Linked DNA regions of Homo sapiens: all the other regions are linked to region 1. The links are chromatin loops, found by intact Hi-C in ENCODE. Cell type or tissue: heart left ventricle. All regions are shown on one strand. Links, peaks and the distances in the headings refer to the core of each region. The heading gives the core; the rest is flanking DNA. Region 1 overlaps LOC124901046 (a long non-coding RNA gene). Region 2 holds the start of TSSK1B (testis specific serine kinase 1B). Region 3 overlaps MCC (MCC regulator of Wnt signaling pathway).

Evidence for each region. Peaks named below come from ENCODE experiments on the same cell type or tissue, not always from the same donor. Only the 100,000 strongest peaks of a DNase experiment are listed, where the experiment ranks them.
Region 2: a loop joins it to region 1, with 2.1 times the contacts of the local background. A loop is called at or near these places in 6 of 110 quality-filtered maps.
Region 3: it touches region 1 in a loop (4-fold over the local background); 79 of 110 quality-filtered maps call a loop at or near these places.

Annotation. Positions count from the first base shown.
Region 1 is chr5:113,501,933-113,512,958 of GRCh38, forward strand. It overlaps LOC124901046 (a long non-coding RNA gene), which reads right to left. Exons shown (of 2, transcript XR_007058905.1): 2 at 9,927-11,008. Among named protein-coding and RNA genes, the nearest start is that of YTHDC2, 6.2 kb to the right of the region's middle. In heart left ventricle, for the core only: a CTCF peak has its summit at 9,112 (motif pointing left); no DNase peak of the experiment used is centred there.
Region 2 is chr5:113,430,680-113,438,679 of GRCh38, forward strand. All of the region lies in intron 1 of MCC (MCC regulator of Wnt signaling pathway), which reads right to left. It overlaps TSSK1B (testis specific serine kinase 1B), which reads right to left and starts at 4,310. Exons shown (of 1, transcript NM_032028.4): 1 at 1,874-4,310. The coding sequence starts at 4,160. The coding sequence ends at 3,057. The region is part of intron 2 of LOC107986366 (a long non-coding RNA gene); the gene reads left to right. In heart left ventricle, for the core only: no CTCF peak of the experiment used is centred there; a DNase peak (open chromatin) is centred at 3,739.
Region 3 is chr5:113,375,544-113,383,543 of GRCh38, forward strand. The region is part of intron 2 of MCC (MCC regulator of Wnt signaling pathway); the gene reads right to left. Among named protein-coding and RNA genes, the nearest start is that of TSSK1B, 55 kb to the right of the region's middle. In heart left ventricle, for the core only: a CTCF peak has its summit at 3,594 (motif pointing right); no DNase peak of the experiment used is centred there; H3K27ac peaks cover 577 bases.

The DNA of each region.
Region 1 (11,026 bases), core at 1,426-9,425:
GAGAATGAAGAGTTAGGCATTTATTGTAGTCTTCAGAGTCTGGGCTGGTTTATACCTGTTCTTGGGAAGGCTTTCCAAGTATTCAAAGGGATTTTGGTGTTGTTATCTAAGTCTTTCGTCACTGCAGCCATATTTGCATTAGGATGCACCCCAGTGCTCAGTAGCACTGTGACTCTTGCAGACTCACAGCAGACTCACAGAGGTACTGCCTTGGTGGTCTTGGGTAAGATCCAGGAGAATTCTTGGATTACCAGGCAGAGAGTCTTGTTTTCTTCCTTTAATTTCCCCCAAACAAATAAGAGTCTGTCTCTGTGCTGAGCTGTCTGGAGCTGAGGGAGAGGTGACACAAGCACCACTGCGGCCACAACCACTGGGACTGCACTGGGTCAGACCCACAGCACAGGGTCTCACCCAAGGCCCGCAGGGACCATTGCCTGGCTACCACACATGTTCACTCAAGGCCCAAGGGCTCTACAGTCAGTAGGCGGCAAATACAGCTAGGCTTGTGTCCTTCAGTGCAGCAAGTTCCACTCAGCCCCAGGTGGGTCCAGAGATGCCATCTGTGAACCAGGGCCTGGAACCAGGAACCTTAGGAATCTACCTGGTGCTCTATTCTACTGTAGCTGAGCTGGCACCCAGGTCATAAGACAAAGTCCTTCCTACTCTTCCCTCCCCTTTCCTCAAGCAGAGGAGTCTCTCCCCATGGCCACCACCACCCAGGCCCATAAGGAGTACTGCCTGGCTACCACAAGTTTTCATTCACGGCCCAAGGGCTCTTGAGTTAGCTTGTGATAAATGCTGCCAGGCCTAGGTGTCTCCCTTCAGGGAAGTGGCTTCCCTCTGGCCCAGGGCACATCCAAAAAATCCTGTCCAAGAGTCAAGACTTGGAATCAGGGACCCTGGGTATCTGCTTGCTGTATGCCACTATGGCTGAGCTGGTACCCAAGCTATATGACAAGGTCCTCTTATTATTCCCATTCCTTTCCTCAGACAAAAGGAGTCTCTCCTTTAGCTACCACAGCTGGGAAGGTGCTGGGTCACACCTGAAGCCAGCATGGTTCTGAGTCTCACCTAAGGCCCATGGCAAGTACAACCTGGCCACTACTGCTGATTTAGTCAGCCGGTGTTGAATCCTGCCAGGACTGGTAACTTCCCTTCAAGGCAGCAGGTCCCTTCTGTCCCAGGGTATATCTAGAAATGTCATCCAGGAGCTAGGGGGCCTCACAACTCTGCCTGGTGCTCTACCCTACTGTGGCTGAGCTAGTGTTGAGGTTGCAAGACAAGGTCTTCTTTACTGTTCCCTCTCCTCTCCCCAAGAAGGAGTCTCTCTTGAAGCTGTGAGCTGTGCCTCCTAAGGTTGGGGAGGGGTGATGCAAGCACTCCCTTGGTCATCCCAACTGTCTCACTAGGTCATGTATAACCCAAGTCCACTGGCTGTGAGCCCAGGTCAGCACCAAGATCTGCCCAGGAATTGCCATCCTTGTGGCTTATGTTGCCTTTCAAATTTATTTAGGGCCCCAGAGCTTTAGCCTGCAGTGATGGGGCTAGCTGGAACTCAGGTTCCAACTGCCGGAAGGGGTGATTCCCCCTGGCTAGGGTTGATCTAAATGCTCCCTCCAAGTATGCTAGCTGAGTTCTGCCCCATGTTTCCACAAAAAATAGGCATTCCCGTGACAAGGCAGCACTGAGTTCCGAAAGAAAGTCCCACTATCACTGCACTCTCCCTTCTCCAAATACACAGATTCTCTCTCCACACCAAATAGCTGCTGCCATGCAATGAGGGAGGGGTGGTGTAAGGGATTCAAGACTGTCTTTCTTTTCCTCTTAACAGTGCATGTTTCCTTAATATGATGTTAAAATCAGTTACTGCAATTACTCATCTGATTTTTGGTTCTTATGAAGTTACTTTTTTTGTGTAGGTAGTTGTTCAATTTGATGTTTCTGTGGAGGTGACAATTGCTAAAGGCTTCTAATCAGCCATCATGCTCTACCTACCCCAAAAAGTCCATTCTTGAAGGGAGAACTTGGTGGTGCACCTTAATGTTCATCACAGTTCATCTTGAGCTATTTGAATCCACTTCTTTGTGTATGTCTGGGAAGCAGCTCCTCTGTGATTCCAGTGGGCCTCTCTTTCTGGGGCACTCTTTTATTTTCATTTTTTTCTTTTCTTTTTAAATAGAGACAGGGTCTTGCTATGTTGCCCAGATTGGTCTCGAACTCCTGGGCTCAAGTGACCCTTCCACTTCAGCCTCTCAAAGTGCTGAGATTACAGGTGTGAGCCACTGCTCCTGGCCTCAGGGGCACTCTTAGAAGAGGAAGTTTATTGGGAAAAATAACAATCTCCATCACTGCTGTAGGTCTTAGGGCCCCAACTGATACTCATTGTTTCCCTCTTCCACTTGTAAAATGGGGGTAGTAGTATCACTTATTTCATAGAGGTATTACTAAATTCCAGGAAATAATGCAAAGCACACTGGACCACTGGGAAGAGCCCAGTGAAACATAGCCATTATAATTTTTAGTATTATAAAACTGGATAAGGCTGTACATCATGATATTTTTAAGACATTTATTGCTGGATATCAGATAACATCAGATCCTCCTTTTTAAATGTTTTCTATTTCTCTTTCTGGGTTCAGATATAGGAAGTTAGCCATACAGGGTTTAGATTCAAATCTCTGGAGAGGGGGCCTGGTATTTTCTTTGCGTACACAGCACCTCTTATTTTTAATGTGCTTGCATTTCTTCTTGGAACTAAAGGATGTGGCAAACACAATAGGGACTACATGAAGCAGGCTGAGTGTGTGCGGGGACATGCATCATCATCACTCTCTCAGTACCTCACATGATGATAGGCTTTCCAGCCACCTCTACCCTAGCTCTAGTAGGTGGGGCTGGCTATAAAGAGGAGTCTTATGCCTGTCAGGTGTTATATGTTGGTTGACTTTACATAATCCCTAGCTAAATATCATCTCTTGTAATGAACATAGGTATCTTGGATTTAAACTGAGCAACCATACTTTGTGAAGGATCAAACGGGTTTCTAATGAAGGAAACAGTGAGGCCAAGAACTCCAGAGAAAAGAGCTCCTTTCCAGCATCTTATGCCAAATCTTTAGGGCAGTGGTTTTCAGACTGCAGTTTGCAACCCATCAGTGAGTTGCAAAATTATTTTAGTAAGTGGTAGCCAGGCCTTTAAAAACATGAACTAGAGAAGAAAAATAAAACATGAACTAGAGAAACAGAAAATATCTGCATATATTTAACTTAGTACAATACTCCTTCCTTATCTGCAGTTTTGCTTTCCATGGTCAGCCATGGTCCACAAATCTTAAATGGAAAATTACAGAAATAAACAATTCGTAAGTTTTAAATTGTGCACAGTTCTGATGATGAAATCTTGCACTGCCCTGCTCTGTCCTGCCTGAGAAGTGAATCCTCCCTTTGTCAGGGTATCCACATTGTATACACTACTCACCCATTAGTCACTTAGCCGTCTAGGTTATCAGATCGACTGTCATGGTATCACAGTGCTTGTGTTCAAGCAATCCTTATTTTATTTAATAATGGCCCCAAAGTGCAAGAATAGGGATGCTGGCAATTTGGATATGCCAAAGTGAAGCGGTAAAGTGCTTCGTTTAAGTGAAAAGGTAAAAGTTCTCAATTTAGGGAATGAAAACAAAAATCATATGCTGAGGTTGCAAAGATCTACAGTAAAAATGAATCTTCTATTCATGAAATTGTGAATAGTATACTGTTATTGTTGTTTTATTTTATTACTAGTTATTGCTGTTAATCTTTTACTGTGTCTGATTTATAAATTAAACTTTATCATAGGTATGTATTTATAGAAAAAGCAAAATGTATATGGGTTCAATACTATCCTCAGTCTTAGGCATCCACTGGGGCTCTTGGAATGTTATCCTCACAGGACTTGCAGTGTCACATATTGTTTCATAAAACCTTTTCATTTATGCATGTATTTTTTCTGGACACAATAAAAACAGTGTATATCTGGTTGTGTATCTGTCTAACACGCACTGCTCTAGGGGAAAGATACTTATAGCAAGAACAATCACCTTGACACTCTTAGCTCAGAAGCTTTATTTTTCTTTCCTTACTTTTGATCAGGAATGACTTGCCCTTATTTCTCTCTATTTCATTCACCTTCTATTCAGTATACTTGGGGTGATTGGGAAGGAATCCATTTTATTTCTGTACCTCCCATTCTCTTTCTTATTTCCAGGGTGTTCTCCTGGTGGACCAAGAAGGCTAACCTGCTTCATTTATCTCCTCTACCAGGCAAAGCAGTCAGAGTGAGTTAGGCTGCTGAGTTCTGGGAGGGGATTGGAGCAGGGTTTTTATCTTAGATGGGTGGAGCCAGTGAATAAACTATTGGAAATCTCATTTGGATTCTCAAATCTAAGAAGTCAGGTAGACATCTGGAGTCAATGTGCAGAGGCAAACAGTGTCAGAGACAAATGTGGCTTGATCTTCCAGTGCTGAGATGGGATGAGGGGAGGCACAAGGGAAGAATTTCTCAAGTGAGGAACACCCCCAAGAATGCCTCGTGATTTGAAAATGAGAACAGCTGAAAAGTTGTAAGTTATTTCATTATCTACTGACTTATATATATTTTAAGTATACCCAAAAGGAGACAATAGGAGTGTGGGCTACACAGGGTATCCAGTTCTGAATTGTATAGCTAACAATTGTGCATTTCAATGTATATACATTTTACTTTAAAATGATAATAATTGAGTAAGGGTGGGAAGCATGTGGAGGTACACCTGGGTCAAGGATGGCAGACTGTTGAGGCTAGATGATGGGTACATGGAGATTCATTATCCTCTTTTTTTTTTTTTTTTTTTTGAGACAGAGTCTTGCTTTGCTACCCAGGCTGGAATGTAGTGGCACGATCTCGGCTCACTGCAACCTCCACCGCCCGAGTTCAAGTGATTCTCCTGCCTCAGCCTCGCGAGTAGCTGGGATTACAGGCATGAGCCACCATGGCCGACAAATTATTGTATTTTTAGTAGAGACAGGGTTTCACCATGTTGGCCAGGCTGGTCTTGAACTCCTGACCTCAGATGATCCACCCACCTCAGTGTCCCAAAGTGCTGGGATTACAGGCATGAGCCACCGCACCCGGCCACTATTCTCTTTACTTGAGATTGGAAATTTTCCAAAGTGCAAACTTGAAGAAAAGTCTCAAAATAGCTTTAATGCTCTTCCTTGTTATTAATCCAACCATGGACTGATAGTACCTTTTTTCCCATAATCTCAGACCAACATGGAAGCAATAAATGAGCTACACTGTTTCCACATTCTTGGCTCCTCTCAGCAGCCAAGTCCTGAAGTTGCAAGAACCATGATCTCCACACTGGGCAATCAGAAGGGATCCAAGAGATAGATACAGCGGCTTTGTATCTTAAGTATTTATTAAATCTAGCATTTGTCCATTGACCCCATAAATCTCTCTAATGTCAGGGACCTTCTCAAGAGTCTGCAAAGGTAAGAGACTGGTGCTTGTTTTATCAGTTGTGTGTTGATCGTTATGGAGACAATAAGATTGAACCTACCTAGAGGTTGCCTACATTTGTGAATTAATACAAAAGGTAGGGTGGTAACAGTTGGCAATTCAGTATATGTGACTTATTTGAAAAGGAAGCCACAAACCAATTTTTGAGACCCAACACAGCATGAAATGTGCAAAAGTGGTTGCCTAAGTCTCATAAATTAAAGAGTTGCTGGTGAGGAAGTGGCTTGCTTGACCACCTCTTTGCTAACTGGTCTAGACTGAGGGTGTGCTGCCAGAAGCTGATCTTGATATCTAATGATATGGGGCAGAACTGGAGCAATGATGTGAAATAGTGTCATAAAAAGTATTCTAGTCTTTGATCTTCATGTAACTATACAGTATTGGGCAATACACCCAGCCAAGGTATACTTTCACTTCCTCATTTGTAAAGTGATCCAGTTGAATTTCAAAGATTCCTTCTATTTCTAAAATTCTATCATTTATTTGCCATAGTTAAAATTTCACTTGCTCATTACTTTGGAGAATAAGCAATAAGTCAAAACTATCCTCTGCTCATGTGCTACCTAAGTCTTGACAAGGATTAGTCTCACAAACAGAGAGTAGTGGCCACTTCCATGCAGTGATTCAGGTCATAATGAGATGGAATCCCATTTGCAAACTCCTCACTAGCTATAGCATTTCCAGAAATTACATTACAAGAGCTTTATTTCTTTGCATTTTGGAGGTTCCTCTTTAAGACTCCTGTGTTAAAGTGGAAATGTCCCTGGAAGACTACTCAGTCCTTAGTATTGACTGAAAACTTTGTGGGAACAGTCTGTTAAATAGGTCTTATGGGCCAGAGGAGAGGAAGGGGCTGAAGAAGAGTGTGGAGGCATCAATGTGACTCCAGTGCACCTCTTGGGGCCCCATTACCCTGTGTGATGGACCAGTCATTACAGGGAAGGGAAGATGATGGGATTAAGTTTGGGGAATAGATTGGGGAGACTTGAGTCAGGTGGTGTCCACATGCATCTTAGCACATAACTCTGAAGTCCCTGACATCTCTGTTATGAATGTTTGTGTCCCCACCCCCCTAATTCATATATTAAAGACCTAACCTCCAATGTGAAGGTACTTGAGCATGGGAAGGTAATTAGTGCTAGTTGAGAGACTCAAGTTGAGACACTTGAGTGTGCGGGACACTCAAGACAGGATTGGTGCCCTTTTAAGAGAAGACATGAGAGAGTAAGCTGTCTGAGTGCAAGCACTAAGAAAAGGCCATGTAAGCACACAGCAAGTGGGCAGCCATCTGCAAGCCAGGAAAAGGGCTCTCTATAGAAAATGAACTTTCCCAGACTTTGGTCTTGGACTTTTCAGCCCTCAGAACTGCTGAAAATAAATTTCTGTTGTTTTAAGCCACCCAGTCTATGGTATTTTGTCATGGCAGCCTGAGGTGACTAATATAATCTTCTTTTAATCATGTGGTCTCTTTCCTTTTCAGTGTTAGTTGTGAGTCAATTTGCCAAATTAAACATGAAAGAAATGTCCCCAAAACATCTGCCAAGGGAGTATTCCTGAACAGTATTCCTCCCTGACCAAATGCCAGTCTGGTTTTTCTTTGTTGCTGTTGCTGGAGTTGACTACTTTTGGATGATCCAATCAAACCAGGTAGTTGCATGTCCTGAAAGAACACTTCTTTCTTAACCTATCCCAAATGCGTAAGTAGGTTTACTAACTTGATACAGTTTGGGGCTAGAAAGACTCTTAACGATTTTTTTAAAAAATTGTCAACATTTTCAAACATACCCCAAAGTAAAAAGAATAGTATAAAGAAGACCAGTATAACCATCACAACAATTCAGTGATTACCACAATTTTGCTTGTGAATATTTTGAAGAAAAATATCAGTAAGAAATAAAGTACTATATTTACGAAATACTAAGTGTGCCCTGGGGAAAATAAAATCCTTATTTTGTGGGATATGAATACACTGTCAAGCAACGGAAAAATGTATTCAATTCCTCTTTAGCTATCTGCATGGGTAAATTTTGCCTATGGTTTAAAAACTGAATCCTTTCATAAAACAGAAACATTAAATATTTAGCAATAATCTTTTTGTTTTCAGTGGGTTTTTGATGTTCTCTTCAGAGGGTCCCAGGAGACAACTCCATGAATAGACTCTCCCTCTTCGTCTCTGAGTTCTTCTTAAAAGTCTCCTGAAGGAGAAACTTAGGGGTCTTCATTCTCCCAGTTCTGCAGCGTCCTCTCATAAATTCTCACCTGATTCTTTTTACTACTACAGTTAAATTCTTTAAAGTGTCATCATTTCTACTCTTGATTTTTAAAATCCTACTCTTGATGCATCCCAAGGGCATGGTTTCCTTAAAATTCCATAAGGACATATGCCAACGGACAAATTTATATCCCTCCTGTCTTCAAAACCATGCAATGGTTCCACTTCCCAGTAGGTAAATTTCCTCTGCTATCTGACCATAGACTAGATCCACATTGATCATTTAGTGTCACTGCTTTCTTCTTTGGTCCCTTCAACCTGCCTTTCCATGTTCTCAATGAGGGGCTTTCGAGATTGTGACATGCTACTTTCTCTTATATACTACTCCTTTGCTTAGAAAATTCTTTCCCGTGGGCTGGGCGTGGTGGTTCATGCCTGTAATACCAGCACTTTGGGAGGCCGAGGCTGGTGGATCACAAGGTCAGGAGATCGAGACCATCCTGGCTAACACAGTGAAACCCTGTCTTTACTAAAAATACAAAAAAATTAGCTGGATGTGGTGGCAGGCACCTGTAGTCCTTGTTGCTTGGGAGGCTGAGGCAGGAGAATGGCATGAACCCAGGAGATGGAGCTTGCAGTGAGCTGTGATGGCACCACTGCACTCCAGCCTGGGCAACAGAGCAAGACTCTGTTTCAAAAAAAAAAAAAAGTTCTTCCCTGTGAGCTTTTCCAAACCTTTTCTTCCTATTTTCCTAAGCAATCCTTTAAATTGCATCTCCTTTATAAATCAAATAAGCAAGACGTCCTGGAAGAGATGGTTTTCCTCCTCTTCTCAGTCATCCCCAACATAAGATAGCAATTGCTCAGTGAGTTACACAATGTATTTGCTGACCTACTGTGTTCACATTTTTGGACTGAGCTTTTAGTGTTTGGGAGATGGTTTAAGGATGTTCTAGACGTTTTTGAGGCACATTCTGTAAAAACAGTCATTTAAATTTTAAGCTCCAAGATCTAACAGACTATTTCTATTTACATTTTTTATTTATGGATGTTGAATAAATTAGTGTTTGATATTTTTTGTAGTGATTGGGATATCCTATCACATGAGAGTGGGTAAGAAGAGCAAGAATAAAAACTAGTTGATAGCCTGTTCCAGAGAGTCTTATTTTTATTATTTTAAAATATGAACATTGCCTCCTATTAACCTCATTGCTGCCATCTCCCTTATTAAAATGAAAATGTCCCTGGAAGGGATTACTACTGTTAATACAATACTTCATAGAAGCCGTTTATGAAAATCAATGACGGTCAAGACCTAGAACCATAAGCAAAAGATAGCTTTCTAGTGTCACCTTGTGGCTAACCATATTAATATACATTGAAGCTGATTAATGTGTAGACAGGTAGACACATATACAGGGTATAGAAAAATACCAATTTTTGGCATCTATATTATGATATGTATATAAAATGATAGCGCTGGAAGTAGTTTTACAATTACTTAAGTACAAATTTTATTCCATAGATTTAGATATGAAAGAACTTAGTTTCTCTGTAATTAACCTCAGTTAATTCAGGGGCTGCCACTCTTGCCTAGGCTTGCTTTTAAGTTCTGGGGGACTTACGGAGTATCAAGGCATCAGTAAGTGTGGGAAAGAGTTTCTGATCCTTGGTGGTCAAACAACATAAGTCACCGTTAAGTCATTCATTGCTTATTCTCAACTGTGCGATTCCTTCAGGTCTGGCATATCTCTGCCAATTCTGGACACCTCTTGGGCACCAGGAACCCTTTGCTGCTCTATACCACACTGCGCCTCACCTGCCTAGGCACACCACACTACCTTCTTTCCTGAGCTGCCTCTCTGGCCTTCCCTTGGGAAAGTAGCACAGGCCATTCTGTTCCAGGATCTCCCACACCATTCAGGGTTTTTGTTTTGTTCTCCCCAAGAGAAGCAGGGCTCAGGATCCTTTTTGGCAACTTACTGGTGTATTACTATGTGACTTTTTCCAGTTCCAGAGAACCGAAACCAACTTAAGACAATATTTCCCCAAATAATAACCCCTAAATGACCTGGCTGAACAAGAGAGAAAGGGATGGAGGGCTGGCAAAGTAGGGGTGATGAGGGGGCAAAGGGTGGGAGGAAATATCCCTAGCATCAATAATAAAATCATGTTGGTTATATTTTAAGACTTTATTACTCTACCAGGTCAATTTTATAGATGAGAAGAGAGCAGTCTCCAGACCACTGTGCTGTGGCATGCTCGTATGCCACAAGTTGTTTACAGGCATATCAAGATGTTGATGACCCCAGTTCTTAGGCAACTGGGTACAAACTGGAACGGGTGAAGCTAGTTCTTTCAGCCTAGTCACTTATGCCCAAGATCAGCCTTATCATTGTACAAATATATTAGTCAGAATAAGCTAACTCTTTGTATCAGTTATCTACTGCTGTGTAAGAAACCCAACCTAAAACTTAGTGGCTTACAGCAATATTCATTTTATTTGTTTATGTGTTCTGTGGGTCAACAGTTTGGACTATGTTTAGCTAGGTGGTTTTGCTAATCTTGCTTTGGGTTGCTTACAGAGTTGTGGTCATCCAGCAGCTTTTCTAAGACTAGACTTTCCATTATGGCCTTTTTCACGTCTTGCCCTTGGTGCTGGTGGATGATTGGGCCATAGTTGTCAGTGGGCTAGCCTAAGCTTCTTTACTTTGTGGAAGAAGAATTCTCAGCAGCAAAACAGGCTAAGCCTTAATGCACAAACACCTTTCAAGCCCCTGCTTATCTCGTATTTGCTGATGTCCCAATGGCCAAAGCAAGTTACATAGCCAAAGACAGAGTCCATGTGGGAAGGAAGAATACAAGGGTGTGAACAGAGGAATGTGTGATTCATCAAAGGCCATACCTTTGATGAATTCAACAATTTACCATAATGTTACAAAAAAAAATCTTCCCAAATCTCAGCAGTTTACCACAACTAAGAATTATTTCTTACCCATGTCATATTCCAATGTGGGTTGGTGAGGACACTCTATCACACTCGTTCAGGGAATCGGGAACCTGTTATCTATCTAGTGGTTCCACCGTTGTCTAAGAACTTCCAGAAGACCAGGAAAGACAGAGAAGGGAAGATTCAAGGAAGGTGTTATAGACCAATCCTGGAAGTGGTATACATCAGTTCCAGCAACATTCCAATGGCCGGAACTCAGCCATGTGGCCCCCAGCTAACTGCAGGAGAGTTGGGAAATATAATGCCTAGGAAGAAAAGATACT
Region 2 (8,000 bases), core at 1-8,000, 73 kb before region 1:
GTTTGTAGGAGGGCATGGAAAAGTAAGTTCTGGGGTCTGGTTGAATGTGAAAAATAGAGATGACAGAAGCTGGTACAGAGGTCAGAGTGTGCTAGTTGGAGGGTGGTCAGCGTGAAGAGACTGCAGATGGAACTGATCATGAGGGCCCGTACTCTGAAGAGAAGCTGGGTTACAGGAATAAGCTTCAGAGTTAATAGTGCAGGGTAAACTTATGGAAATGAGTATGAACACTGAGAGGGGCACATGGAGAATGGAAAGGAGAGGGACCAAGCCTTGTTGAAAGCTAAAATGTGTACGGTAGGAAGAGCAATGGTCTAAAAAGAAAAGGAGCCAGTGGCAACAGAGAAGTATGAGGGAAATTGAGAGCCCTCTTAAGAGGTAGCTATGGTGTCAGAAGAGTAGGAAGTGAGATTATCTGCTGAGGGAGAAAGGAAGGGGAGGAGCTTGAGGTAGTGAAAGGATTGGAGGAGTTTTCCAGTGGATTATGGGAGAGAGTTGAGAAGAGATGAAGAAATGGCTAACTGAACAGTGCTAAGGGCCTAACCAGATTAGTTGCATATGGTAGGTGTATTAGTTTGCTAGGGCTGCTATGACAAAGTACCACAAACTGAGGGGCTTAGACAAAAGAAAAGTAGTGATTTACACTTCTGGATGCCAGAAGTCTAAGATAGAGGAGTTGGCAGGGCCTTTCTCTCTCTGAGGGCACTAGGAAAGGATCTGTTCCAGGCCTCTCTCCTGGGCACCAGTCATATTTGATTAGCATCTCACCCTACTCCAGTATGATCTTAACTAATTACATCTGCAATGACTCTATTTCCAAGCAAGGTCACATCTTGAGGTACAAGGGGCTAGGACATCTACATATAAATGGGGTGGGTGAAGGGCTTCCTGGGGCATTAGAAAGCTAGAGGCAGAGATGCTGTTCAGGGACACCTGAGTACCGACTCTGGTTTCTTCCTGCTCCTGCAACAGGCCATGAGGCTATCGCCTTAGAGGGGTATACCTTGAGGCTGTAGTTTAAAAGCTAACAGTGTGGCCAGGCGCGGTGGCTCACGCCTGTAATCCCAGCAGTTTGGGAGGCCAAGGGGGGGGGGGGGTGGATCACGAGGTCAAGAGTTCAAGACCAGCCTGGCCAACATGATGAAACCCCGTTTCTACTAAAAATACAAAAATTAGGGCGGGGTACAGTGGCTCACACCTGTAATCCCAGCACTTTGGGAGGCCGAGGTAGGCAGATCACGAGGTCAAGAGATCAAGATCATCCTAGTCAACTTGGTGAAACAACGTCTCTACTAAAAATACAAAAATTAGCTGGGCATGGTGGCACACGCCTGTAGTCCCAGCTACTTGGGAGGCTGAGGCAGGAGAATTGGTTGAACCCGGGAGGCGGAGGTTTTGGTGAGCCAAGATCGTGCCACTGCACTCCAGCCTGGAGATAGAGCGAGACTCCGTCTCAAAAAACAAATAAACAAACAAACAAAAACAAAAATTAGTTGGGCATGGTGGCACGTGCCTGTAATCCCAGCTACTCAGGAGGCTAAGGCAGGAGAATTGCTTAACCCAGAACCGGGAGGCAGAGGTTGCAGTGAGCCGAGATCACACCACTGCACTCCAGCCTGGGCTAGAGCGAGACTCTGTCTCAAAAAAAAAAAAAAAAAAAAAAAGAAAAGAAAAAAAAACAGCTAACAGTGTTGGCTCGGAGCTGGAGTGTACCTGGGCTTTAACCTTGGCTCTGCCACGTATTTATCATGTGCTCAGAGACAAGTGACCTAAACTGACTTTACTCAATTTCGTGTCTATAAAATGGGAATAATAATAGGACCCCTCCCATAGGGTTATGAGAACTAAACACATTAATGAATAGCATGCCTAATGAAGTTGTATTATTCTCATTTTATAGATAAAGAAACTGAGACATATAGATTAACCAACTTGCCCAAGATCATTTAGTAGCAGAGTCAAATTCGGTCTATAGAAATCAAAAGTTCATGCTTTTCACTATTGTTACATTGTTTCCAGTATTAGCTGATTCGTTTGTCCATTAATTGGATATTAGCATTTAAATAAAAAGTTGATAAGGAAAAAATAAAAATAAAACATTTTCCTTTGTAAAATTTTCTTCTGGGGGTGCTGGGGAGTAAATTAGCTACAAAATCAATTACAAGGAGAATGATTAAATATAAAGAGTTAAAAACAGGAATATAATTTCCAAGTGCTCTTTTCCAAATATTATCGCTGCAAGGTTTGAACAGGAGAAAGCCAGTAGAGATAAGAAAAATCAAAACTGAATAAACTTGATGTTAAATCAGCTTCTATTTCTTCTTGTCTTTCCTCCCATTTTCTCCAGTTGCCATGCTACTCCTGAGGATCTAGGATAATACTGAAAGAAGCACATATGGGGCACAAGATTTCTAGCACTTTAAAGCTTAATGCTTTAAAAGTATGTTTTGAGGCTTCTTTAAAAGTTTATGGATCTTGCCCAGAGCTGGAGTCGGAGCCCCCGAGGCTGCCGCCGAGAGTGCCCGCGAGCCCGTGGCCCAGCCGAAGCTCTTTCCCGCCGCCTCTCCGCGCCTCGTCCCCGTCCAGCCCCACCCAACCCCCAACCCAGCCTGGTCCCCTGACCCTCAGTCTGGCCCGGTCTGGCCTCCCAGCAGGGTCACGCAACTGCCCCGGGGACGATGAAAGGAGGATAAATGGTGCCCAAGGTGGACAGCGGTGCCTTCCTGCTGCTCTTCCTGCTCTTGCTGTCACTGAGCCGTTGCGGCCAGTGGGGACCCTCTGCTGAGACAGGCTCTGTGTCCAGCACCTGCTCCGGGTCACGCTCTGGGGGAGTAGGAGTCGCACGACTGTCTCAGCCTTGGATTTGACTTTGGCCTCATCCACCTAGGGGCCACGGGAGAACCATGTGGGTTACCAAGTTCAAGGGGAGAGAGAAGAAGCTGATGAAAATAGAGGCTCATCTGGGACTGCCTTCCTTCTCTGGCTCCACCCTTGACTTCTTCAGAGCTTGGGCTTTAAGCCGTGAGCTCCATCTCATTCCCTGGGCCGCAAGAAGCTCACTGGGCCCGCGTCTCTGGAGGCTGTTGGGGGGGCCCTTCCTCTGTCTCCATAGTCGACGGCTTGCTGGGGAAACCCAGGATCTCCGACTGCCTGGACATTTGCATTGCTGTCCCCTCGGGTTTTGTCTCAGGCTGTGCCTGGGGCTGTGCCTCTCCCTCAGGCTCCAGCTTGGTGGCAGACTTCTTGTCAGAGCCAGGTTCGGGGGTCCACAAGGGTTCAGTTCCCCGGGAACTCTCCCCCTCCTTGTTGATGGCCACAGAGGGAGATCCCCGTGCCTTGGGCTGCATCCAGCAGTGGCTGAGGATCTCGTCGATGTGGAGCCGCCGGTTGACGTCGGGCTGCAGCATGTGGTAGATGAGGTCCTTGCACTCGCCTGTCAGGTGCTTGGAGCGTGGGAAGTTGACGCGGTGCTCCTTCTGGATACGCAGCATCTTCTTGATGTTGGAGTCGTCGTAGGGCATGGAGCCGCAGACCATGATGTAGAGGATCACGCCTAGGCTCCAGATGTCGTACACCTTGGGCTGGTAGGGAATGCCCTGCAGCACCTCTGGGGCCGCATACGCTGGTGACCCACAGAAGGTCTTGCTTAATGCCATTCGACCACTGTCATCCCGCAGGCAGCGCTTGGAGAAGCTGAAGTCGGACAGCTTGATGTTGAAGTCCTTGTCAAGGAGAAGGTTGTCACACTTGAGGTCCCGGTGGACGACGTCCAGGTCGTGGCAGTACTTGATGGCCAAGGAAAGCTGGTGGAACTTCTTGCGAGCTTCGTCCTCATGCAGGGCTCCCCGGGTTTTGATTAACTCGAGGAGGTCGCCCTGGACCGCGAGCTCCATGACGATGTAGACCTTGCCATGTGATGTCTCAAAGATCTCGTAGGTCTTAATGATGGAGCAGTGGTTTAACATGGCCAGAATCTCAATTTCCCGGGGAAGGAATTTCTCCAAGAAGTCTGCGGGGGCCTTCTTGCGGTCGATGATCTTGATCGCCACATTGAACTTCAGGCGCTCAGAGTAAGCAGATTTTACTTTTGCATAGGAGCCCTCTCCTAAATTTATCCCCAGGAGGTAGCCTCGTCGCTTGAGGACAGCAGCGTCATCCATGGTGCCAGGAATGCCCAGTGCCTCTGAGGCTGCCCTCTACAGCCCCGAGGCGCATGGGCCAGCAGTGTGCTCATTTACATCCTGGATAGAGAGTCCTTTGGGCTGGCCAGGCCTGCTGTTCCTGCCTCCTAGAGGCCAAGACTCTGGAGTGGAACATTTGGCACTGTCTCCCAGATGACTTCAGCGAGTGAAGTCACAAAGGAGGAGTGCCCTGGGGGAATGAGACCCTGGCCTGAGGCACTTGGACTTGGAATCCTGGAAGGCTGGCCAGTAGGCTGGAGCAGACAAGATGAGCAGAAAGTGGCCTCGTGTCTTGCTGGGACCTGAGGTAGAAGGGGACTGTGTGGGACACATGGGCCTGCCCATGCTTCCAAACCCAGAGCCAGGCATACTTGTGCAGAATTGAGGCCAATTCTTGCAAACCAGGGCATCTGAGGAGGATTTAATAAAGGGACAATTAATAAAGGTGGGAGCAGAGTGTAGGGAACCCTGAGGGTCACACAATTACCCCAAGATAGTAGCAGACCCCTGGCCTGCATAGAAAAGGGTGGGAATGGTCCCTGGAACCCAGAAAGAGTAGTGTAGACAGGACCACCTTGAGAGAGGCAGTGGCCTTCAGGGGAGAAAAAGCCAGCCTCAGTGACCCTACAGGCTGGCAGGGGATGGGAGGAAGTCCCATCCCTGACTTCTTTTTCTCCCCTTCAGCCCTTGATGCTGTCCACACAGGTGACCCTCAGGAGTGCAGAGCAGGGCCAAGAAGAGTGGTGTGTCAAGAAGGTAGACAGCTTCCTGGCCCCGGAGTCACGCAGTTTGAGATGCCTGGATTCTGCCGCCTCCCTATACATCTCTTCCCTTGTCTGAGCCTTTGCTGGCTTCTTACAGCAGCTCTGTAGGAGGACAGCTGGCAGGAGTTCTGCTCTTGGCTGTGAGCTCCCTCCTGGGGACCTGCCCAGCTCACGGCCCTGGCTGGGCTCCCAGGGCATATCTGGGGCTGGGGGCTGAAGGTGGGGCCTGGATGCCACCCTGAGCACTGGCAGCTGCTCTGAGGACATTACAAGCAGCAGGGGAAGCACTGGACAGCAACCATCATTTCTTCTGGCAGTGGAGCCTCTGCTGTGACTGGTTCTGTGTCCAGCACCTGCTCTGGGCCACACCGTCAGGAAGAAGGAGTTGCATGACTGTCCTAGCCTTGGATTTGACTTTGGCCTCATCCACCTAGAGGGAGTGAGAACTCCTTCCTCACATGAGCCAGGTGGAACCCTGGGCCCTTCAGGAGTGAGTTAGTAGAGCTGGATGTCGCTCAGGCTGGGTTGGGTCACCACCAGCTGTGGCCCTTCTCCCTTTTCTCTGCTCCTTCACCTTGTTCCCCAACTCTGACTGCCCACTGCCAGTCCTTTGTGCGTGGTTGGTGCTCCTTCCTCCAGACAGCCTCCTTCTCCTTCCTGCTGGGGAAACCCCAAGTGCTGTCTCTTGGAAACCAAAAATAAAATTCTAATCTCCCCAGCCATCTGAATGGACCCCTCTTCTCAGCCAAGGCCATTCCAAAATTAATCTGAAAAACTAGTTCAGGCCATGATAGAAAGTAGGGGTCAGGCAGGCCTCATCATCCCTCCTCCCTTCAGGTTTCAGGCACAGCTGAGCAGCAGTAACATCGACACAGAGACCTGAAGACTGACAACAGACTCTGGCAGTAAGATACAGCAGGCTCTGAAAGAAACTGAAGTATTTTACTATCAAACAGATTTCTTTGACATATTTTGAAATAGCTCTGCAAAGCTGTCTCTTATGAGGAAAATCTACATTCTGTGAAGAATCCCCTTCCCTTTCTAGCTCTTTTCTCCTGAGATAATTAACTAGAGTCTGATAAGAAACATTTAACAGTGTGTTTTTTCTGAAGCCTGATACCTGGAGGCTTCATCTGCCTAAGAACCTTGGTCTCTACAACCTCTTACCCCAGAGACAGTCCCTTCTATTGATTCCAGGTCTTTAGATAAACTCTCTGAGCCAATTGCCAATCAGAAAATCTTTGAATCCACATGACCCAGAAGCCCGCCTCCCACTTTCAAGTTGTCCCTCCTTTTCTGACTGAACCAATGTATACCTTACATACACTGATTGATGTCTCGTGCCTCCCTAAAATGTATAAAACCAAGTTGCAGCCCTATCCCTTTGGGCACTTGTTGTCAGGATCTTCTGGGGCTGTCCTGGGCCATTAGTCACATATTGGCTCAGAAGAAATCTCTTCAAAAAAAAAAAAAGTTTATCTATATTGCTGTCTACAATGAAAAATATCCAATGTTATGTTTACTCTTTGTAATTAAATGCTAAAAAATTTATTTTGGTCCCAATGCTGTTTTCTTTATTGAGTTATCCTACAAAGGCAATAGGGAAAGATAAGCAGAGGCAAATGCAAGAGAGAGCAGGGAAGACAGCTTCTTGCAAATTGGGCTTTCTCATTTGTGTGTCCCCTGGCTGCCCTCAGCACAGAGCTTTACACACAGTCATAAACACTGGCTGAGTGATCATCGCAAAGAAAGGGAGAGAAAAAAAATTCATTTTCCTCCATTGCTCCTTTACCCCTGTTATGTTCTATGTCTTCCAAGGATAAAGACAATGAGGTATGAGGTATTCACTCAAAATGATAATTACCTTGGGATTATGTAGAAATATTGTATCTAAAATCCTAAACTGACAGGATCATTTATTTGCATTTTACAAAAATCTGGGCAACAGATGATACACATACACTCACACATAGACATACAAAACACCTGGAGATGAAGGAGAAATAGTGCTGCACTTGAATTATTTCTATTTTGGCTCAAAATTCCCTGAGATATATTTCTAAAATCTACTCGGCAGTTTCTCCCACCCCCTTTTTGTCTTTTGATTCTTTAGATGCTTTAAATTCAAAAGGCTCCTTATCTATATCCCAGATAGTTGAGTTATTTGAAAGCCCTGACCAAGGCATTTTATTATGGATTTGGTTGCTCTTGGGTAGAGTGAATAGGTAAATATATGCTGTACAGGGAATTTTGGCAGGAGTGGTAAAGGGCTCCAGCTCCCTGCTTCACATCTCAGGTCTGCTCCTTCAGTGCCATGTGGGATTCTCTTTGGATACCATCCCATAGGTTGGGAAGGCATCCTAAAATCGATGCTGAAGTTGTCAGTATCACCAGTCTATGGGACCTAGTGAAAGAGCAAGCAGAACTCTGAGAATCTGGGAAGAAAAGCAGTTTTCTAATGCAAAATGCATGAGAGGAGAGCCAATCCTTGGTCCTAGGGCTCTGACAACTCATTTTGTGACCTTAGGCAAGTGACCTGTGTTTCTTTCCCCTAACTTTCCTTATTTTTGGGTTGTGGGGGGAGTCTTTAACTAGAAATTGTTAAGGTCCTATAGAATGACACCTAACTTTTTTTATTCTATATCTAAAGACATGTTATCAAGGGTTCCATCTGCCGTACGGTGAGTTGTAGGAGCTGAGGCAATTAAGAGCATCAGACACGGGGCAGATAAATCTGGTTTTAAATCCCAGGGGCCACATCTTATTAGTACAGTGTGACTCTCGGAAAGTAACTTGATCTGTAAAATAGATGAAGTTATCTAATTTACCTAGTTATCTTACAGAGGCAATAGGAAAAGTATATAAGGAAAAAAGGTATGCAAAATAGGTATGCACTTTAAAGTGATTGTGAGGATTAGACATGGTGATTCCTGGTATATCACCTCTTATGACATCATAATGGTCTAAAGCAGAGGCATTCTACTCCATTGGGCCCAAGTTATGTACAAAATAATATTCAGTATAATATAGATCTATTATACCTTAGAATATCCCA
Region 3 (8,000 bases), core at 1-8,000, 130 kb before region 1:
GAGCAGTACTTTGGCTTGTCCCATCTGGGGTCACTGATGTGACTATAGTCATCTGGTAGCTTGACAGGGGCTGGAGGGACTAAGATATCCACACTTAGTCCATGTCTGGGGCTTGGTGCTGGCTGTTGGCTGGGCCTCCCTGTGTGGTCTTTCAACTTTTGTTAGTCTAGTCCAGATGTTCTTTCATGGTGGCAGGGGTGTTCCAAGACATGAATGAAGAAGCTGCAAGGGATTTGAGGCCTTGGCTCCAGAACTTGCACAATTTCATTCCTGTGACATTTTATTTTCAAAGCAAACCACAAGGCCACCCTAGATTTAAGGGGTGGGGAAAAAATACTCCACCTCTTGATGGGAAAAGCTGCAAAATATTGTGGCCATGTTTTTCAATCAGCCACATCACACATTCTCTTTCTTCTGTCAATTTAGCAGCAAGTGTCATAGCGAAGGCACGTACTAGATATTAGCTGATGTGAACTCAGTGTTCTGGTGTTTTCATTTCATCCAGCTTGAGACTATATCCTCAGGATAAGAGTAGATTTAAAATAAAAAAATTAACCTTGGTAATATTGATCTTTAACTCATTACTTGGACTGATTTTCTCTTTAAAAGTTGCTCAGATCCAAGCACACATTTCTTATTTCAAAGGAATAACTGTACCTTGAACAAACAGGTTCATGCTTTGAAGACTGACAATAAATTGAAAATAGTTGTTGTCCATGGGATTAGGTGCTATGGGTATCAGAGAGCTTTGTTCACTGGTATATTTGTTTATTGGCCAAATACTCACCCAATGCATGCCCTGTGTCAGTCTCTGTACTATTTGCCCAACATGCATAATTGAGTAGAGAAGATGGATATACAGTGGATGATTATAACACAATGTGGCTGATAATTGCAATGACAGTTAAATGCACAAGATATAATGAAAACACATTAAGAGACATAAAATAAAATGTTTACCAATTCAGTTAGAAACTTACAATTGGGTTGTGTATAAGACACACATGAATCTCCTAGTTGCCATATTTTATACACACACACACACACACACACACACACACACATATCAGTATTATGTAGCATTATTAAAGCCTTTTGAGGATGGTGAAAATACACATAAAAAGAAAACTTCCATTAAAACCATGGAATGGGCATCTGTTATTTTTCCCTGCCCGGCACTCATTCGCCTTTCTGGTAGTGACAGCACCTTGATTCCCTACCTGCTCTTTCCTCAGCTCTTAGTCCACAAGATGGGGATAGAGCCAACTCTACCCTAATTTCTCAAGCTGAGCATGTAATCCAGGCCTGGCCAATCAGATCACTGCATTCTTATAGTCTGAGTGACTTGTTCAGGAATAGATATATGACCCAAGAAGAGCTAGTGAGACCAATTCCCAGGACTTCTGTGAAGCCACCATTAGAGAAGAATCCCTCTTTTCTCTGTGGCTACCCGACAGAATGGCTGTAAGACTTGGGCTGCTGGAAGCCATGACCAGGAGCCTGAGAATAAAGCCAATTCTAAAGGAAAGGGCTGAGACACAGCAGAAGGAAGGCTGATGACATTTGATCCTTTGAATCCATCCATGCTGGACCTAACTGCCTAGGCTTCTCCAATATGGTCACATTTGCATTCTCTCTCACCACCTCCCACTTCTTCTTCAAAGTATTAGAGTTGGGTGTTTGCTGCTTGTCACCAAAAAGCCCTAATATATAGTACAGAAGGAACAAAACTCAAGAAGTAGGTTTGAGGGGTTGTATAGGGGTCATAAGAAGGCCAGCATTACTGAAGCTAAGGGCCCATGTGGGAAGCAGTGGGAAACATGATGTGATATAGTAGAATGAGCCCACTAGATGGTTAGGAGTCTTGACATCCAAAAGCATCCAGAGGTGACAGCATAGTCAATTAAGTAGATAAAAGAGAGCTGTATCATGAGTACCTAGCAAAAATATTAGGAAGCCATAGCAGCACTGACTGAAATCAACAGCTTGCAGGCAGAAAGAACAACTAGGAGGAAACTCCAGTAATCAAGAGATGAGGGAGGATCCATACCTAGACCATGGTACTGCCAATCTGAGAAGTATGAAGAGAAGAATCAATAGGAATTAGGGACTCCTCAAGGACAGGAAGGACAATGATTAATAAAAAGAGACAAAAATTAACTGCTAATCAAAGACTTGGCTAAATTTGCCCAAACTTAATCTATAGATAGTTGCTTCACAGCATTCTCAGTATGCAACAATAGAATGTAAAATGGTACCCATTACTTAAAGACTTTAAAGGCCTTTATAACTCCCAATTAAATATTGGAATAAATTAAATTGTTTACCCTTTGACAGAGGGCTTAGAGTATGTAAAATAAAACAAAACTACAACAAAAATGAAAAAAAAACCCTTTTACCTTCAAATGGGGCTGAAGGCTATCGTGTGTGACTTGAGTCTGGTTTTATGCTCACTGGGCAGTATTTTTAACAATGAAATCTAATAGTAGCATTCATTCTGGAAAACTGGGATATGTCAGGGCTGAATAGATTTTGTATATATTAATTAAAACTGTAGTTTTAACTTTTTTAAACAAGATATCAAACCCAAATTCAGGAGGCTGCTTATTGTTTCTTTAAATCTGCCAAGGAATCAGGATATCTCCTCATACTTCCTCCCTTGGGCTTGTGGGTTTGAGGTCCTTCCTGTCTCAACCACATATTCTTTCATCTAACTTTTTGAGTTCCTATTAGAGAAAACTTTTTTTTACTGTTAGTTTTTCTGAGAAACTTCAGTACTTTATTTTTTCCTTAGACCATGGGGCACCATCAGAGCAGCAATGAAGGCTGACACATCAGGTGAGAATCTACCTCAAGGAAAGGGCAATAAAGAGTCTTTGGAGATATAGGTTATTGGAAATTGTGCCTGGTGTTCTAATCTTAGTATAAATTAAAGGTAATTGTACTAATTAGCAGGTTGTTATGTCTACTATCTTAAACAATGTTTTACAACTACGGAATTTGATTGAAATAAGTTTTGGGGCTCTCTGAGACCTGACCAAAGGAAGAAAAACAAGTGCCCCCAAAGCTCTGAGAAGCACAGACAGGTGACAGCCTCATTAGGTCAGCTCAAAGGGATGCATCAGCTCTCCTCAGGCAATCCCTGCCCCTTCAGTGGCCATCAGCCTGAAGCACTGCCCCTTTCACATAATTCACATGTTTGACACAAGTACATGGAATCCATGTGTAAGGTTTACAGCTTGGCTGAAGTAAAAAAGAAAAACTATTTATTCAAAAGGGCATGTTTAAACAAAGGCTCCGTTGGAATTGCTAACATATGTAAATATCTAATGCTAGAATTTCTTTTTTAACTCCAGTCTTTCCCAATCACAAAGAAAAGCACACTTTTCAAAATGAAATCTACAAGTAATTATAATGAACCTAGATTATTTGTTTTTCATGGGAAAATTAGGTAGCATACAGAATACCTCACAACTGTTCTGGTATAATGTATGCATCACTTTGCTGCCAACAAGATGGGCTTTCACTAACACGAATTGCCCTCAGACCCTGCCTCAAGTCCCTGAGGACCATATGTCTGTCATTTCTGGGAGTGGCCTCTGGGTGGCAGTGTTATTTTCAGTTTGCACTTTGCTCATCACGTCAGTTTTCTAAGTTAAAGTTGCAAGAGACTCAATCATCTCTTTCAACAGACTGAGTGTTCTCTATTCCTTACTTGCTCTGTGGCTTACAGCCTCAGTTTCCTCCTGTATAGAAGGAGCATTCTATTCTAGATGAGGAAAGTAGTTGCAAGGATTAGAGATGATAATGATAACAACACGATTATATACTGAAAACCTGTGATATTTTAAGCTCTATGTAGGAACTTTACATGTAATATCTCACTAAATCTTTCCAACTTCCCTATAATGTTTGTGTTACCGCTTTATCTTGAGACATAAAAAACTTAAAGCTCAGAACAATCAGGAACTTAGCCTAAGTTCCATGGCAACTCAGTGGTGAAATTGGGATCTATCTTTCTAGCATTATAATACAAGTAAAGTGCCTAGCAAATTGTCTCATGCTAATAAATACTAGTAATTTTAAAACATTTGTATTATTGCTACAAGTATTAAATTGTATAGCTGATGTCTAAAACACATAAAAATTTAAAAATATTGTTTCTGGGATGGCTTAAACCGATATAAAAATCTGTTATGACGTGTTTGTTCAGGTGCCTTAATTTTCACCCAAAGAACTTTTGAGCAGAGAATGCATGGCCTAAGAGAAGCTTTGTGAGTAAAAGTTTATAGTCAATTAAGTGTGGAAAATGCTTATATTTTATTCTTCTTCTGGAGACTTTCAAGAAACAATAGCATATTAAAGGCTCCGAGATGTCTTGCCATAAAGAAAACTATAATCTAGTTTAACCCAAAGTTTTCACATGTACTTAACAAAGAAATTCCTTCCTCACATAATATTTATAACCATCTCTTTAAATCAGTGTTCTGCAGAAAACACTTAGGAGGAATGAATCTATGGAAATTCCTCTTCCGAGCTGAGCATGTAATGTTTTGACTAGTCTTTTTCTGCCAACCCAGCTCCCTGCTGTAGATGTGCTGTGAAATGTCGAGGCTGACAATAAACTTCTTCTGGCACTTAACTATTAAACCGAAGTTTTTCTTAGGCTTTTCTCACAACAGCACAACATTCTTTCTACTTCTCTCCATCCTACAGTCACAGGTAACCATTTCCTGAAACTCCTGTTCACAGTATTTCTTAGCTCCTCTTACAGAGCAGACCATAACTTCTGTACCATTCGATGGCTTCCAAACTTTTGTTAACTCTACTTTAAAGCTTATTGTCACTTAATTTGTCATGTGCTTATGCATCCACAATCACATTATAAGTTATTTAGTGTCTGGAACTGTGCACTGCACTTCCCTGTGTCCCTAAAGTAGCATGACAGTGCATTGCTCATTCATTCATTCATTCATTCATTCAACAAACATGCACCAAGCATCTTCCCTGTGCCAGGCACTATTCTAAGTGCTGGAGTATAGCAGTAAACATGACAATCAACGTCATTAGTAATCCGGTGGAAATTTATTTGTATGGGGAAAGATAGATAAGTAAATATTCAAGGAGGTACATAACTCATGTCAGATAAGGGTGAGTGGTATGAAGCAGTTAAGGGCATGTGAATGAGGAAAGGAGGAGAGGCTGCTTGAGCTTGGAAAGGCCTCTCTGAAGAGGAAATATTTAAGCCCGGTTAAGTGCCTAGTAAAGGCTCAGAGACAGGCTGAGTTTGCTAAATTAGAGGAAAAGCAGGAAGGCCAGTGTGACTGTGGCAAACATGGTAAGTCAGGGGAGCAAGATGAGATCAACTCAGAGTGGGTGGTGTGCACCACATTGTGGTAAGGAATTTGGACTTTATTTTAAGATGATACAGAAGCCACAGAATGTTTTAGACATGGGATTGAACTAAGCATGATTTTATAACTTTAAAAGACAATTCTGACTACAGGGTAGAAAATAAAATGTCAGGAGCCAAGGAAGGGGCCAGGGAGGCCAGTTAAAGGTTATTTTAGTAGGCAAGGCAAGATATGATGGTGATTTGGACACGGTGATGGCAGGAGAGCAAAGGAAGTGGGCAGATTCTGGCTATACTTTTGCACGCGAGACAGTGGGACTTGCCAGCTTGAGCAAACAGATGAACAGAAATATTTCCAAGATGCAGATATTTACTAAATGCAGATATTTCCTAGGTAAAGGTTATCTGGGAGACTAGTAAGCCTGGGAGAAAAAGTAGGGGACAGAATCAAAAGTTCTTTTTCACTGCATTAAGGTTGGAAGTCTGTAAGATATCTAGGAATACATGTCAATTTAACCTGATTCTGGAGATCACAGGAAAGGGCAGGGATATATATAATTATATTTGGGAGTTACTGGTACAAAACTAGTATTTAAAACCATACGACCAAGCTCGGCATGGTGGTGCTTGCCTGTAATCTCAGCACTCTGGGAGGCTGAGGCAGGAAGATGGCTTGAGTCCAAGAGTTGAGACTATCCTGGACAACATAGTGAAACCCATCTCCACAAAAAAATACAAAATATTAGCTGGGCCTGGTGGTGCATGCCTGTAGTTCCAGCTACTTGGGAAGCTGAGACAGGAGGATCACTTGAGTCCAGGAGGTTGAGGCTGTAGTGAGCCATGATTGCACCACTGCACTCCAGCCTGGGTGACAGAGTGAGATCCTGACTCAAATAAATAAATAAATAAACCCATGGGACCACAAGAAATCATCTAAGGAGAGAATGTAACCCCAAGGCACCTCCAAATTTGGAAGTAGTATAGGCTGAGAAAGGGAAGCTAAAATGGTAAACAGGAGAACATGGTGTCAAGAAGTCCAAGAGAATAAAGTATAGCTAGCATGAAGGAGTGGTCAGCTGGGTCAAAATCCAAAGATTTAGATGTGGGCAGAAAAGGAATCTTTGGATTGCCAACATGGAGGCAGCAAGAGCAGGGCCAGCAGAGTGGTGAGGACTGAAGATGGTAAGAGTTCACTGAAGAAAGGGTCAGAGAAATAAGGCAGTACTAATGGGGACACAAAGTCAAGAGAGGGTTTCCCTCCACCCCCAGAAGGGAGATCCTGGAGTTTACCTAAATAGAGTCAGAAGGAGAGGTTAATAGTATAGAAAAGAGAAGGACTAATTGAACATGTATATCTTTATCTAATTATTGTCCTTTTTTTTTTTTTTTTTGGATACAGGGTCTTACTCTATCACCCCGGCTGGAGTGCAGTGGTGTAATCATAGCTCACTGCAACCTCTAACTCTTGGGCTCAAGTAACTCCTCCATATCAGCCTCCTGAGTAGCTAGGACAACAGGCATGCACCACTGCACCTGGCTAACTTTTAAATTTTTTGTACGTTGCCCAGGCTAGTTTCAAACTTGTGACCTCAAGTGATCCTCCCGCCTCGGCCTCCTAAAGTGCTGGGATTACAGGTGTGAGCCATGGTGCCCAGCCTAATTAGTGTCAATTTTTGGATGTATTTGATTTACGTTAGGCTGAATAGGGAGTTGTTTTCCCAATCCCCAGGACTTAAAACCGGGTGGTAATAATAATAAGAATATTAGTTTAACACGTATTTAGTGATTATGTGTGGGGCATTGCTTTATGGACTTTACATATATATTAGCTCCTTTATTCCCCCAAATAACAACTGCCCCCATTCTACATTTGAGGAAAATGAGACACAGAGAGGTTAAATAATTTGTCTAGTGTCATGTAGACAGTAAGCATCAGAAACAGGATTCTCACTCAAATAGTCTGACTCTGAACTCTTAACTACCAGGAGAAAGTGGTAGGAGGTTTCACAGCCGCTGGCACTTCCTCAGTTCAGGACATGTTTTATGAATCACCTCCTGTCAGTTACCACCTCTTTTCCCAAGGGTATAAGGTTATATAAAAGGATGAAAGGGTATTGTTTTTCAATCCTTTCTCTGGTCAGGACAGTCTTCCAAGCTGGTCAAACCAATTAGATGTGTGCAGCAATTCTTTCAAACCAGTTCCTTTTAGGATTTTTATAAATATCTACTACACATAAACAATTTTTTTTCACAAAAAATTTCCTTCTGTGTACATATTTTGATACACATTTACACATTATTTTAATGCTATATAGTATGCAATTATTGGTTGGGGTGTTCCACAATGTACTTAACACTTCAACTATGTATGTGTGTACACTTATGTGTTTATAGAAGAAATCCATGTTCTTGGCAGAAAAATCTGAAAATACAGCTTAGCAGAAAAAATTCCTTCATTTCATCATTTAATAAATATTTACTGAGTGTCTATTTTGTGTCATGCAAACTTACGAATCATGCTTTCAAATACCATTAAAAGCATGAAGAAAATGCAAAAGAAAAACTGCAAGATACAAAATATGCAGAAGATATGTGGAAAAATTAGTAAAACACAAATCACACACATGACGAGAGAGACAGAGGGAGA